Linked DNA regions of Homo sapiens: region 2 is linked to region 1. The links are chromatin contacts, found by Hi-C or POLR2A ChIA-PET in ENCODE. All regions are on one chromosome and are shown on one strand. The core of a region is the stretch at or near the end of the contact, and the rest is flanking DNA. Distances in the headings are between cores, read along the strand shown. Region 1 holds the start of CT70 (cancer/testis associated transcript 70). Region 2 holds the start of FKTN-AS1 (FKTN antisense RNA 1).

What was found. A loop is a pair of places that touch in the nucleus more often than their neighbours do. ChIA-PET counts read pairs that join two places held with the same protein, here RNA polymerase II (POLR2A). Pooled maps may share reads with other maps.
Region 2: a loop to region 1 is called in a map of CD8-positive, alpha-beta T cell, with 3 times the contacts of the local background. The contact joins the promoter of FKTN-AS1 here to the promoter of CT70 in region 1. A Hi-C loop is called at or near these places in 1 of 168 maps with a recorded cell type or tissue (CD8-positive, alpha-beta T cell), 1 of 37 single-sample maps with no recorded cell type and 9 of 50 pooled maps. POLR2A ChIA-PET finds 5 or more read pairs at or near these places in 1 of 52 experiments (RWPE1).

Annotation. Positions count from the first base shown.
Region 1 is chr9:104,988,240-104,995,686 of GRCh38, forward strand. It overlaps CT70 (cancer/testis associated transcript 70), which reads right to left and starts at 3,556. Exons shown (of 4, transcript NR_184160.1): 1 at 3,447-3,556; 2 at 2,578-3,064. RefSeq lists enhancers at 2,706-3,905, 5,421-6,249 and a silencer at 2,840-3,109.
Region 2 is chr9:105,555,176-105,562,622 of GRCh38, forward strand. FKTN-AS1 (FKTN antisense RNA 1) reads right to left here and starts at 3,131. Exons shown (of 3, transcript NR_184141.1): 1 at 2,595-3,131; 2 at 1,939-2,000. FKTN (fukutin) reads left to right here and starts at 2,956. Exons shown (of 11, transcript NM_001079802.2): 1 at 2,956-2,990. RefSeq lists enhancers at 2,817-2,866, 3,027-3,216.

The sequences.
Region 1 (7,447 bases), core at 2,306-4,805:
GCTCACTGCAACCTCCACCTCCTGGGTTCAAGCGAGCCTCGTGCCTCAGCCTCCTGAGTGGCTGGGATTACAGGCATGAGCCACTATGCCAGGCTAATTTTTGTATTTTTAGTAGAAACGGGGTTTTGCTGTGTTGGCCAAGTTGGTCTTGAACTCCTGACCTCAAATAATCCGCCCGCCTCCACCTCCCAAAGTGTTGGCATTACAGGCATGAGCCACTGCACCCGGCCAAGGGCGGTTATTAAACACACATTATCTCAATTAGTTCTCACAGCAATACTGCAAGGTAGGTCTGATTCCCCCCAATTTTATAACTAGGAACACTGAGAACCAGAGAAATTAAAGAGTACACTCAAGGTCATCTAGTTGGGAAGGGGTGAACAGAGTCAAGACCATGGGACCACGTCAGTCTGACACCAAATCCCTCACTGCTTTCATTACACCACACTGCCTCATATGTTATGCTTGGCCTTATGAATCTGAAATATCCCAAGGTGATGACAGAGATTAGAGGAAACAAATGCAACTCCTCCCTGAGGGAGCCAATTGCATCTTGGACAACCCCAAGCTGTTTCTCCTGGCTGCCATCTTAATGTAGATGTCTTCGTACACCATGCCCAGACCTGAGCCCAGCCTTCCAGGTGGGATCTGACCAGAACACAGGAGAGCAAAACCACCCACTATATTCTTTACTCTGGATTTCTAGTTATGAAATCTGAGGTGCCTTTGGCTCCTTGAACCCAAATTGCATTGCTGATTCTTTCCTGGCTTTCAGCCAGTGGAAACCCCTAAAACAAAGGTCCCCCTTAAGTTCCGGCATCAATCCCAGGGTGGATCCTTGCTTCACCACTTCTTATGAGAATTTAGGCAACTCAGCTCTCTTATTTAATCAAGGGTATTGTTGATTGCACTAAAAGAGACAACAATACTATTTATCTCATAAAACTGTTAGAAGAATTAAATGAATTAATGCATGCATAATGCTAACCCAGTATCTGGAACATTGTAAAGTTCAACAAACATTAGATGTAATAGTAATACTTACAAATGTCCATCTCTTCTCCCACTTCCAAACAAATTTGATCTCTCCACTTCCCCATCTTCCCCCACTCCCAACACATACACACACAAACCCATTACTGAAACGCACTCTCCTAAAGCAGAAAATCTGGCCTTAGGAACCCTGGATTCAGTTTTTCTGTTTGTTTGTTTGTTTGTTTGTTTTGAGACAGAATCTTGCTCTGTCACCCAGGCAGGAATGCGGTGGTGCAATCTCAGCTCACTGCAACCTCCACTTCGTGGGTTCAAGTGATTCTCCTGCCTCAGCCTCCCAAATAGCTGGGACTACAGGCATGTGCCATCACGCCTGGCTAAATTTTTTTGTATTTTTAGTAGAGATGGGGTTTCACCATGTTAGCCAGGCTGGTCTCGAACTCCTGACTTCAGGCAATCTGCCCGCCTCAGCCTCCCAAAGTGCTGGGATTACAGGCATGAGCCACCACGCCTGGCTGGATTCAGTTCTATCACATGCTAGCTGCATGACCTTGAGAAAGATGCTCAACTTCTCTAAGCTGCAGTTTCTTCCTCTGTAAAATGGAAACCATAATTGTGTATTGACTTAACTCACAGCATCATCGTGAGGATTACATAAGGTAGAAATATAAGGAAGCTCCATATTTATTGGTACATTATTTCCATTGTCCTTGTAATGATGTTGGTAGTTTTTTTAAAAACTAATTACAGGTCTTTGTACTAATCTCTATTAAAATGTATACACTTATTTACGATTTATCAGATTAACATTGCTGCTCTATGTTCAGCCTTTGTATTTTTTTCTCATGTGATACATTTATCTGTGAGTTTTTAAAAACTCTATTCATATTAAAATGACAGCATAGGACCCCTATCCCTGCTAGTCACAAATTTTATTTTATTCATTAACAATAAATCCACAACAATTGGCTACATTATATACTGTTCTGGGGGCAATGACAGAGTCAAAGAAATAAAATTTGGGGTGTGTGCCCTCGAGTCTGTTAGTCCTCTGGGGAAATGACCTACATTCTTAACCTTAAATGTTAGTATCTTTTTTTTTTTTTTTTTTTCAGAAGGAGTCTCCCTCTGTTGCCCAGGCTGGGGTGCAGTGGCGTGATCTCAGCTCACTGCAACCTCCGCCTCCTGGATTCAAGCGATTCTTCTGCCTTAGCCTCCTGAGTAGCTGGGATTACAGGCATGTACCGCCACGCCCGGCTAATTTTTGTATTTTTAGTAGAGACGGGGTTTCACCATGTTGGCCAGACTGGTCTCTAACTCCTACCCTCAGGTGATCTGCCCGCCTCGGCCCCCCAAAGTGTTAGGACTACAGGCCTGAGCCACCACGCCCTGCCCAAATGTTAGTATCTTGAAATAGTTATGCGTCATGCCAAAGAAATCTAGAAGACCTGAAACTCTTCAATCACAGAACAAACTTGTAACTTCGATGGCAGTTATCCTTAACAAGATTCCCTGCGGGCCCTCTCTGAAACGGAGGAGATGTGACATTATAGAACTGCAAAATCTTAGGATTCATCACCTAACTTTAATGCTGAAGCGTTTGGAGATCATTCGGACTAACCCTCATGTTTTACAGTTGAAGATAATGATACTGGAGAAGGACTCATCCCAAATCACCCGTCGGTGGCAGAGCCTGGACAAACCTATGTCTCCTCCCTTCACTCGTTTGGGGTTGTTGCTGGACTGCAGGGACTCGAAGTAAGTAGAGAGGGGTACAGGGCACTGGAAGAAGAGGTATTTTGCAGGAGTCTGTTTTTTCCTGCTCCCAAATCGGTGGGATGTCAGCGAAGGATGGGTCTCTGGAGGAGAGGAGCTAACAAGGTCTTCTGAAAACCATCACTGAGGGTGCTGTGGTTGGGAACTCGAAACCTTGCCAGTTAAAAACGTTTCTGCGAATGTGGTTTCTGAGGGCGAGGAAGCCCTCCCCCGCCCCAGCGCCGGCCCCGCCCGCCGGGTGCCCGACAGTAACCCCGAGGCGTGCGGCAGCCCCAGCTGTCTTCAACGTAGCCATCTGGAAGACAAAAACCAGAAAATGTGCGCCTTCTCATTTGAAACCTGGTCTTTAAGTCCGGCCCCTCCCCAGCAAGAATGGGAACATTTAGTTTGCACCCACGTGGCTCTTCCGCGGGCTCATGCTCCACTCGGAAGCCCGGAGCTCTGTCCGGAATAGGCCAGACAGAGCTCCCTTCCCATCTGCCTTTTGCAGGAAGAAGGGATGTGGGGCAATCGGCACAGCTGAATAGGGGCCAGCTGTGGGAAAAGGGAGAGCGTGACAACAGATGGGGGGAGGAAGGAACGAGGAGTAATGGGGCGTCAGGGCCAGGGTGGCAGCTCAGAGGGCCCAATGTCGCCCCGCCAGACCCAGAATTAGGGCACGTCTGCAAAGCTCACACCCTCCATTTGAGAGCCGAACCGAAACCATCACAAGATGAAACCTCCGGACTCCCAGCCGCGGCGGGCGGCGGGCAGCGGGCGGCGCGCAAGCGCGCGGGGCCCCGAGTCTGACCTCGAGTTACCCCGCGCGGCGAGTCGCAGCGAAGTAGGTGAAAGGTAACTAGCAGACGCTGCTCTGGGCGAAGGCTGCGGCGCGCGTGCGCGGGGCTGGGCCTTGGGTTCCGTTCTCCCCCAAGTTTCTCCAAGTCTGCACTTCGCCAAACTATGGGTGTGTCCTGGGCCAGTGCATGAAGCGATGGAGTGGGGACATCGAGCCGATTTGGAAAATTCCTGCCACCCACTCTCTGTGGAGAAACGAGGTCTAGACGCGGTGCAGGGGAGAGAACCACTTACTGAACGCCATGTGTGTGCGCGGCGGGCGTGGTGCTGGGCGCCCTTCTTTTGATTCTCACAACCCTTTGAAAGACCTCAAAATGACCCCTCATGGAAGAGGAAACTGAGGCCCTGTGAGTTCATTTAATTGGCCCACGGTCATCCAATCAGTTAAGGGCAATTTCCATGAAGGGTCCGTGCTTCAAAGTGGGTTTTTGGCCCTAAAACACACAAACGACACCTGTAGCACATTTGGCAAGGCACTCTCATAGGCATTACTCATTCCATCCTTATCAGAAACCTATGAGGTAGTAGGTGCTGTGACTATTTTCTTTTTGCAGATGGGGAAACTGAGACTCAAGGAAGTTGTTCTGGAATCCCACAGAGAATATCAGAGCTGAAATTTTCTGTCCTATTTTAGAGAGATAAAAAGCTGAAAGCTCAAAGTCACGTTCTCCCATCGCCAATCTGAAGACCTATGAGAGCTTCATGCTCTATGGGGTGAGTGGCCCAGGCCATGCTAAAGACAAAGAAGTTCTCATTATTGGAGGTCTCCTTTGAGGGTTTCCATTACAAAATTACAAAGTGATCAACCCTTCTAGAAGACAGTTGGGTTGTTCACTTATTAAGGGCAGGGACAGAGTGCACTGCTCACAGTTGCTGAATTTGGTGTTCGTTCGGTGAGCTTATAGCTGAATGAACTCATTTTCAATCCCAGATTATTCAAGGGGGAAGCTGCCTTTGTGTCAGGCAATGGGTGAAGTAGCTTGTTTGTGACTTTTCCCAGAGGAGGGTTCTTGCATTCACGCAGCAAACATACTTATCATGCACTCTGCGGTGTTTATATAGCTGGGAAACAGATGGGAACTTCAAAGGACAGGAATGCTTTGCTTCTCTTGAAAATTCTGCTCTGAGTATTTGTCTTAGTCTTCTCGTGCTGGGTACTTAAACAACAGACATTTATTTCTCATAATTCTGGATGCTGGAAGAACAAAATCAAGGTGCAGGCTGATTTGATTCCTGTTGAGGCCCCACTTTCTGGCTTGCAAACAGCCATCTTATCACTGTACGCTCTTAGAGACTTCTCTCTAGAGTCTCTTCTTATAAGGCATGAATCCCATCGTGGGGTCTCCACCCTTATGACCTCATCTAAACCAAATTACCTCCCAAAGGACCCACCTCCTAATCATCATACTGGAGGTTAGGCATTCAACCTATGAACTGGGTGGAAGGGAGCACAAAAATTCACTCATAACAATCCTAGATGTCTGGATGTTTGCCCATCTCCATGCATGGTAGAAGCCATGTAATCCCCCTACCCTGTCAGGGTTTCCTGTGACACAAGAAGTAGATCACCCAGGGAGGGGCACCGGAACGCAGTCATAACTCCTCCCACCCCACCAACCCCTTGGTGCCTCAGCTGCTCTTCAGAATCACAAAGGCCAGAAAACAGAAGCAGCTCTCCTCCTCTCCTAGGAGGCTTTGGAAACAGAGGGAGATGCAAATGGAAATTCCCCAAAAGGGAAATGCAAGGGAAGCAGAAAAAGCTGCAGCAAAGTGGGTCTGCCCCCGCTACCCTCATTTCTTTCCAAGAATCCCCTCCCTTGAGTGTGCCGTCAGAGAATTGGAATGTCACTGCCCTGTCCCCCAAGACTGTGTTGCTGCTCAGGCTGATAAAGACAAAGGCTGCAATTGGGCTCGCTTTGCCCGAATGTAACCCTGCCTTGAAGCCTTCCTGAGGTGACCAGGGGAGATCATGTGCTGCCTGATGCTGTCAAGATGCCTGTGTGAGCTGCCTGCCTGCTGGTGTTGGCAGGAAGAAGGCTGCTTGGTAACTTACATCAGCACCGCGTGGAGGGTTGAGAGCTTTGGCCATGCCGGGCCCTGTGCTGACACTTGTAGTTGAATTCCCTCCCATATGATCCTCCACAGCCCTATGCAGTAAGTGTGTGACCCCCGTTTTGGAGAGTATGAAACTGAGGCTCTGAGGAGGTAAGTGATTTCCCCACATCACCCAACCAGTAAAACGCATGGCTGAGACTCAGCTCCTTTCCTGCTCTAGGCATTTAAACCCAACACCCCAATAGGACAGGTTCTTGCAGCTGGCTGGGAAAATTGTCCCTAGGTTTCTTCCTTTCTTCCCTAATTATCCCAGAGAAATTTCAATAAAAATGTAGAACAAGGAAAATTCCAGGCCTTACACACAGTTAAATAATGAGTGACTTTATAGAGGAATGAATGAATGAAGGCAGAGAATGACGGTCGATAAAGTGCCTGGAATTGTGCCTGACACATAGTAAACACTCAATCACTATTTCCCAAATGGTTGAATAAAGGAATAAGAATATCAAAGTATATGGAAGGGAAGAATTTCAGTGTGAGATGCAAATATTTTAGGATAGCAATTTCCCTACCTTAAGCTCACAGATAAAGTTTATGGTCCTGTTGAAATTTGAAGTTCTTTTTTTTTTTTTTTTTGAGATGGAGTCTCGCTCTGTCGCCCAGGCTGGAGGGCAGTGGCACGATCTTGGCTCACTGCAACCTCCGCCTCCCAGGTTTAAGCAATTCTCCTGCCTTAGTCTCCTGAGTAGTTGGGATTACAAGTGTGCGCCACTACACCCAGATAATTTTTGTATTTTTTTAGTAGAGATGGGGTTTCACCACGTTGGTCAAGCTGGTCTTGAACTCCAGACCTCGTGTTCCTCCCACCTCGGCCTCCCAAAGTGCTGGGATTACAGGTGTGAGCCACGGTGCCCAGCCTGAAGTTCTTATTTTTAAATTATTGGTGAGAGATTTACTGACCCTAGTAGGTTATCAGTAAAAATACAGAAAGTGGATGCAGCAAAGCCCTGGTCCATCTGGTCCATGTCCCCTCCCTGTTGAGTTGCTTCTCTGGGTGTCTCGTATGTGATTTGTGCTGCTGGCTTTTATCATTAGGAAAGGCTTTCATTCCATTCAAAAAGAGCTACTGCTCTTTATGAAGCACTAAGTAGGTTAGTGCATAAGATATGGTCTTTGCTTCCTAGGTGAGGAAAACGTAAGTTCCGACGTTTGAGTCCCTGCCCTTGTTAAGGTGTATATTTCAACACATCACTTAATCTTAGCAATCCTCATTTTCCCCATATATAAAATGAGTGTGCCAGGCACAGTGGCTCATGCCTGTAATCCCAGCACTTTGGGAGGCCGAGGCGGGTGGATCACCTGAGGTCAGGAGTTTGAGAACAGCCTGGCCAACATGGTGAAACCCCATCTTTACTAAAATATAAAAATTAGGGCTGGGCACGGTGGCTCAGGCCTGTAATCCCAGCACTTTGGGAGGCCAAGGCAGGTGGATCACAAGGTTGGGAGTTCGAGACCAGCTTGGCCAATATGGTGAAACCCCATCTCTACTAAAAATACAAAAAATTAGCCAGGTGTGGTGGCACGTGCCTGTAGTCCCAGCTACTCAAGAGGCTGAGACAGGAGAATCACTTGAACCCGGGAGGTGGAGGTTGCAGTGAGCTGAGATCACACCAGCCTAGGAGACAGACTGAGACTCCGTCTCAAAAAAATAAACGACATATATATATGTGTGTGTATATATATGTGTGTATATATATGCATATATATGTTTGTATATATGTATATA
Region 2 (7,447 bases), core at 1,881-4,380, 570 kb after region 1:
TTAAAGTAGAAGAGTATAACATTTTATTTGTTGGTTAACGCTCAGCTATTTAGACACTGAAAATATGTCAGGGTTGGCTTTCATTTGTATTCTTGGCCCAGACCCTACAAATGTTAGGAGTCGGCCAGGATCCTTACATGTGTGCACAGCTGAGTGGTTTATAGAACATGAATATTTACTTGTAAGAGAGGCTGTTTTTATGCATCCTTGTACCCACTCTTTCAGCTGTATTTGCTATCCAGATTAAAGCATACTGACTTGACGTTTGCCATGAGCTGAGGGCTCACATTTGACCTTTCAGTATGCTTGATAAGTAACACTGCCACCAGTTTAGTTGTATATTTACCTTCAGTTATGTTTGTTCCCAAACCTGCTTATGTAGGTGGTAGTCACTGTTGTAGTCATGTAAGTATGTAAACCAATTATATAAATATATAAACCAAAATAAATATGAAATGAGTATGAAAAGGTACTTATAAGAAAAGTACGAGAACCATTAGAGATGAAGAGTTTAAAAAGTTGCAAAGTTAGTTGTGGCCAAAGTAATTGTGAGTGATAGGGGAAGATTTTTAAAAATAAATTCCAGGACTCCAAATTTATATTCCTTCACTTGTATCTTTAAGTTCCTGGTCCATTTTACAGAAACAGAAACTACAAATGATGGATGATGCATTATGTCTATGGTTTTGTAAGAAAAACAGTGAGATACTCTAATCAGCTGGTCCATGCTTAAAATGAACTTAGTTCAAAACAGAAGATTGGCCATTGTAACCCTCTACTGAAACTGCCTTTTTGAGAAGGTTTATTCAGAACTAGATTTGTTATACACTTGGAAAGTATTTATTTCTAAGAACCTGATAATTTTTCCCTTTTCCTGTTACTTTTAATTATAATTTCCAAATATACAGAAAAGTAGAAAGCCAGTGCTTTGTGCTCATCACCTAATCAATTGTTAACATTTTGCCATGTTTGTGCTATCTATTTTGTTTTAAAATGTCACCTGTAAGTATGCTATATGCATCCATGATGGCTTTTAAAAACAGCCACATTCTGTTAACATTCTTAGCAAAATTAACAGTAATTCTGTACTATTATCTAATGGATCAGTCCATACTAAAATTTCAGTTGTCTCAGAAGTATCTTTTTACAGTTATCTTGTTCAAATCAAGATCTAGACAGGGTCCACACATTGTACTCCGTTACATCTCTTAAATATTTGATTTTACAATAGTTCCCTCTGCTTTTAAATGCCATTTATGAAAAAAACTGAGGAATTTGTCTGGTAGAATGTCCCGTTTTCTGAATTTAGTTGCTTCTCTATATCCTGTATTAGATCTAGAGTTTGAGTAAATGCAGGTTCAATTTTTAGGCAAGAATCCTTCACAGGTGTGGCTGTGTACTTTCTATCACATCAGGAAGTACATAATATATGCTTGTCCCAAATTTAGTGAGATTAAGATCAGTGGGTTTAGGTGATGCCAGTCTATTATAAAGTTCCCCATCAACCTTTCACCTTAATTTTATCATCTATTGATGTTGCCCTTTCGATTATTTTATTAGGAGTTACAAAATCGTGATTGTTTTATCATCCTCCATTTATTAGCTGGAACTCTTATAAGTACTTTGGTTACACTAAAATTCAATTCATACAAGAAAGGCAGGATAAATGCTTGATGTTTTCCCTTATCAAGTTTTAGAATATTTAATCTTCAACTTGGCAATCTTCAATCACGACTGAATTTTATTTTTTAAGGAGTCATTATAAACTCAAGAATTTTTATATTTGATGTGTTTCAATCAATAGCAAGTATGTGATGCTCAAGTTTTCCCATGTCCCATCACGTTAGCACCTGTGTTAATGATGCCATTAAGCTTTGATAACTTACTTCCTCTTGGTGTAACCTTCCACTTTTTTTTATTAACCTACTGAGTACCTACCCGTTCTGAGTGCATTGGATGAGAGGACTTCAACAGTAAGCTTGTATGTGCATAGGAAATTTCTGGAAGGAAAAACAAAAAGTTGGTAAATGTCATAACCTGTAGGAAGTGAGGAAGATTTTTTCTTCCTTTTCTTTCTGTACTGATAGAATTAAAAACAAAGCTTAGAAAACAAATATATGATGGGAGTATTTTCCGTTTTGTAGAAATAAATTATAATTACAGTAACTGGTTTAGTGAATTATGGTTTTCAAAAATTTATAAGAAGATTAATATCTGAGCCTTAACAACCACCTTTTGGATTACACCGTTAAAAGAACCAAAGTGAGAGGATCGCTTGAGGCCAAGAGTTCGAGACCAGCCTGGGCAAGATGGTGAGGACGCCCTCCCCCCCACCCCCGCCACACCCCGCCCTGCTAGCCCCCAACGTCTCTACAAAAAAAGAAAAGAAAAAAGTTAATCAGGTACAAAATTGTATCCAGCCTTAAACTGGAGGGCAACAGGTCGCTAAATCTTGAATGTCATAAAGGCACCTCAACTTCATGAGGAATAGTGAACGCAGCTGCTATTTTCCACTCTATCCCCTAGCTCTACTAATTGTATCCAAACCAAACTTCAGGGAGTTATGCTGAATCCCTCTAGCAAAGCACACGCACTAAAAAAACCACTCGTTTATCAGAAGTTCACATTTAACGGGCTTGGAAAACGGCTCAGCTGCTGCCTCCAGTTCATCTTCCGCTGTCGAAAGCGTTTCAGAACTTAAACTCTCAGATTGCCTCAGTGCGCTGCTGTAGTTGTCAATTAGGCAAGAGATAAAAAAGGGCTTTGGCTAAGTGGCTAGATTATAAAAGCGAGGAATCGCCAGGGCTCAGTGAACTTCTGGCGGTGAGGATGCGACAAGAGTCACAGGAAAGCCGAGGCTGGGGCTGGACCGTGGGAACGTCCCAGCAGGAACCAAGCCAGCCTCCGCCGCTCAGCACTTGACGGCGGCTTTTGCGGCGGTTGCTGTGAGTGCCGTAAAGCGGAGCGGCTGCAGCCTGCTGTTGAGTGAGGTAAGGTACGGGAGGCTCAGGTCGGTACCCGGGGATGGGTGGGCGCCTTCAGACAGGTACCGCTGGCGACTCGGGTGCCCTTACCGGGCATCCTCCAGCATTCTGGGCACCTGCCTACCCCTTGGTGAGGAGGCCGGCCACAGGCTGAGCGCGCTCCGGGCTGGGTACTCCTCAGTCAGTCCACGAGCATCGCGTGGTAGACTTCCACTTGGCCAGTCCTTCCCGCACTTCTGGGCGTGTCATCAGGTGAAATCTTAATCCTGGGACAGATGAAAGGTTGGAGGACGATCGAGACTCTTGTAGTAGCCGGGTTAGGGTAGTGACCCCTGACCTCAGGTTATCCGCCCGCGTTGGCCTCTCAAAGTGCTGAGATTACAGCCGTGAGCCACCGCGCCCGGCCTGAAATTTACAATTTCTCATTTAACATGAGGTAAGCCACATTTCTCTTGGCTTCAGTTTTGTCAGATGTGGAAAAAAAAAAAAAAGGACCTAGATGATATATCAGATTCTTTATGCTTTTGAAGATAGCACGTTTCCAGTCGGTAAAAATCAAGCTGTGAACAAATGACAAAGTGAATGATAGAGCAGTATATTAGAAATTGGGCAGATGGAAGCCCAGTAGAAAAGGCTGTGTTTGAGCTAGACTCTGAGGATAAATAGGGTTTGAACGATTGGAAACCATCTCTGTTGGGCCATGGACAAAGATATCAAATGCAGGAATAAGCATTTATATTTTAGCGATTCTATTTGTGGACATAAGTTTAGTGAGGGTAGAGGATTTGGGAAGGCTGGCATTGAACGGTGAAAGAACTCTTAGTGGAAAGGAAGTGCAGGGTGTTCTGACAAGGAAGAAGAAAGGAACCGGGGAAATGCCGAAAGAACAATACGCAGGACTTGATTTCTTGGATCTGGGTGATGATATTTTTAACCTGCGTTTCTAAAAAGTAAGTTTAAGTGCTGTTGGCAAAAATGGGAATTCTGTTGAATTCCAGCATGCAATAGTGTACTGGGAATAAAGTGATTTAGATCGTAGAGTGCTGAGGTTGCCAATAACTAGCCTCTTGGCTGTCATTTAATTCTTCTAGAGCCTATTCTCCATAAGGTGATGTTGGGCCAGCTGATCTCTCTTCTCTAAAGCCTGTAAAACTAGAGACTGTGAGGATGGAGAGCTAGTTACTTTCTTCTGGACTGGGAGAGGACGATAGTTGACAGAGAATAAAATTGTTAATTTTGGGGCTGGACGCGGTGGCTCACGCCTGTAATCCCAGCACTTTGGGAGGCTGAGGCGGGTGGATCACCTGAGGCCAAGGAGTTCGAAACCAGCCTGGCCAACATGGTGAAACCCTATCTCTACTAAAAATACAACAAATTAGCCGGGTGTGGTGGCGGGCGCCTGTAATCCCAGCTACTCCTGAGGCTGAGGCAGGAGAATCGCTTGAACTTGGGAGGCAGAGGTTGCAGTGAGCCAAGATCAGGCCACTGCACTCCGGCCTGGGCAACAAGAGCGAAACTCTGTCTCAAAAAAAAAAAAAAGTTAATTTTGAACATGTTAAATTTGAGGTGAGGTGCAGGAAATAGAGTTGAAAATATAGGCAGATAGAGTGCATGGACTGTAATTTAAATAGTGTTTTCTCTCACAGGTGGTAGTTAAAATCTTGAGAATGGATTTGGTTTCAGGGAGAGATTGTAGAGAGAGTAACTATAGGCCATACCCACAGAGAGGAGGTTGGAGAAATTATTGAAGGAGGCATGTGGATCTCAGAGCTAAGAGCAAGGAAGGAGTTCTTTTTAAAAAAGTTACATATAGTTGTAGATTCTCAGGGGCCCAGTGTTGTTATTAAGCTAATTTAACAGCATTTACAGCAAATAATAAGCACCTACTTCTGGGAATTCTGGCAGAAAATAAATAATTCAAATAGATATAATCTCCACTGCCTAATTGTCTACCCAGAAGTGGTATCATTTACATATTTATTTATTCAACAAATATTTATATGTTTCAAGCACTGCTGGTTCTAGGGATATAACGACGAGCAAGGTAGACATTGTTCTTATCCTCCCTGCATGTAAAGCCCTTAGCATCTACATCAGTGCTTTTCAAATTTTAATGTACATATGAATCATCTGAGGATTTTATTAAAATGTAGATTATGAATCAGTAGGTGGGGGCTGAAAATTCTGTATTACTAACAAGCTCCAATGTGATACTGATGTTCTTAGGACCATACTTTTAAGTGACAAGAATCTAGATCCTGTTTAGCAAATATGGCCGTTATTAAGCCACTACCACTACCCATCATCTGTTTCTCCTAGGATAAAATAATTTTACTTCTTATGAAAATAATATATGCTTATACAAATATTGGAACAATATAGAAAAGTGTAAAGAACCATGTAAAAATCACTCCTAATTCTCCCTACCCAGAGATAACCATTATTAATATTTTTGGGAACATTCATCCAGATTTTACATATGTACATACATTCACAATTTAAGTGTTGCACTAAGTACATGTCACACTCTAAGCCCTGTGTTTGATTCTATTTGCTGTATGATTTTATTAAGATAAATACCCAAGTGTCCAGAACCAAGCAATTAAGTACTTGCATTCTTGAGGGAGCCACTTAAAAATAATTTGGGGGCCAGGCACGGTGGCTCACGTCTGTAATCTCAGCACTTTGGGAGGCCAAGGTGGATGGATCACGAGGTCAAGAGATCAAGACCATCCTGGCCAGCCTGATGAAACCCTGTCTCTACTGAAAATACAAAAATTAGCTAGGCTTGGTGGCACATGCCTGTAGTCCCAGCTACTCGGGAGGCTGAGGTAGGAGAATCACTTGAACCTGGGAGCGGAGGTTGCAGTGAGCTGAGATTGTGCCACTGCACTCCAGCCTGGCAACAGAGCAAGAATCCGTCTCAAAAAACAAAAAAAAAAACAAAACAAAAAACAAACTTTGGGAGCCGGACAGTGTCTCATGCCTATAATCATTCCAGGTGCCCAAGAGGCTGAGGTGGGAGGATTGCTTGTGCCTAGCAGTTTGAGGCAGCAGTGAGCTATGATTGTGACACTGCACTCCAGCCTGGGTGACAGAGCAAGACTCCATTTCTTAAAAAAATAAAAACTTGTGTTACTTCAAAAATGGGGAGACATTAACATAATTACATGTGGGCTCTAGTAAATGAATATTTGTCATTTCATTTAGGATGAGAGGAGAATTTTTAAAGTTTTAAAAAAAACTTAGTTTTTTTCTTACTACAAAATCAATTGATGTTCACGTAAGATAAATAAGGAAAAAAAATAAAAGCACCTACACTCCTCCCAACCCAAAGACAATCCTTGCTGTCTTCACCTTCCTTCCTGCTAACCTGTCTTATCTATATCTTTCATTTCAGCCACTATCTTTCCAAAACCCTCTTACACCATAGTCATTCAGAAAGGAGTAACTATGTATTTATGATTTTTCTGGAGCATCTACTGGAGAAACTAAATTTCATTAGCTTTTTATCTTCAAGTAACAGCATGTGTAGGTAGAAGTTATATTGCAAAGGATTAAGTGCATGAATGGTAAGCAGGTAAAGAAACTTCTTAACCCTTTGCAGTCTAATGTTTACTTCCAAGCTGCTGACAGTTGTGAAAAGTTAGCAGTCAAAGGAAAAGAAATGGACAATAAGAAAGACCAACAGTATTTAGGGAAGATTTGATAGTAGCTGTTGCTACTGGGATATTTTTGGCTTTTGAGAACAGCTGAAAAATGTCGATTTTTTTTTTTTTTTGGTCTGACCTCTGAATTCATTTTCAGACGCATTTTCTCTTTATGCCTGCCAATCTGCTACATCATCTCTCTAACTATACCTTTTCCTAATTACACTACTCTCTTTCCTCTGTAGTTCAGCCTCCTGTTTTATTTTGTTCAGAGCATATTTGAATGTCAGTTCTGTTTTAATGAATTGCCTGAAGGATTCTTCCTGTGCGCTGCACAAACGAAACCAGTTCACTGAGACTGTGCTACTGCAGTAAAGAAACAGCTTACTTAACAATGATGCTGGCTGTGCAAAGGAGTTATTACTCAAATCAGTCTCGCCAAAGACTTGGTGGTTAGTTTTTCAAGGATAGTTTTTAGTTTGGTGGCAGGGGACTAGGGAATGAGGGCTGCTGGTTGGCTGGGGATGTGATGATAAGGGTGTGAAAAATGGTCCTTGTGTGCTGAGTCCACCTCTGGGTGGGGAGCCACGTGACTGGTTGGGTCATGAGTCACTAGTTCACCTCTAGGTAGTGTCAGTTGGTCCAGAATGCAAAGGTCTGAAAAATATCTCAAAAGACCAATCTTAGGTTCTGTAGCCAGGGAAAATATAAATCCTGTGTCCTCTGGAAAAAAGACTGGTTATCATTTAACTACATGTTACCAGAATTCAGGTCCCTCTCATAATCCTAATCTTGTAGTCTTTCATTACCTTT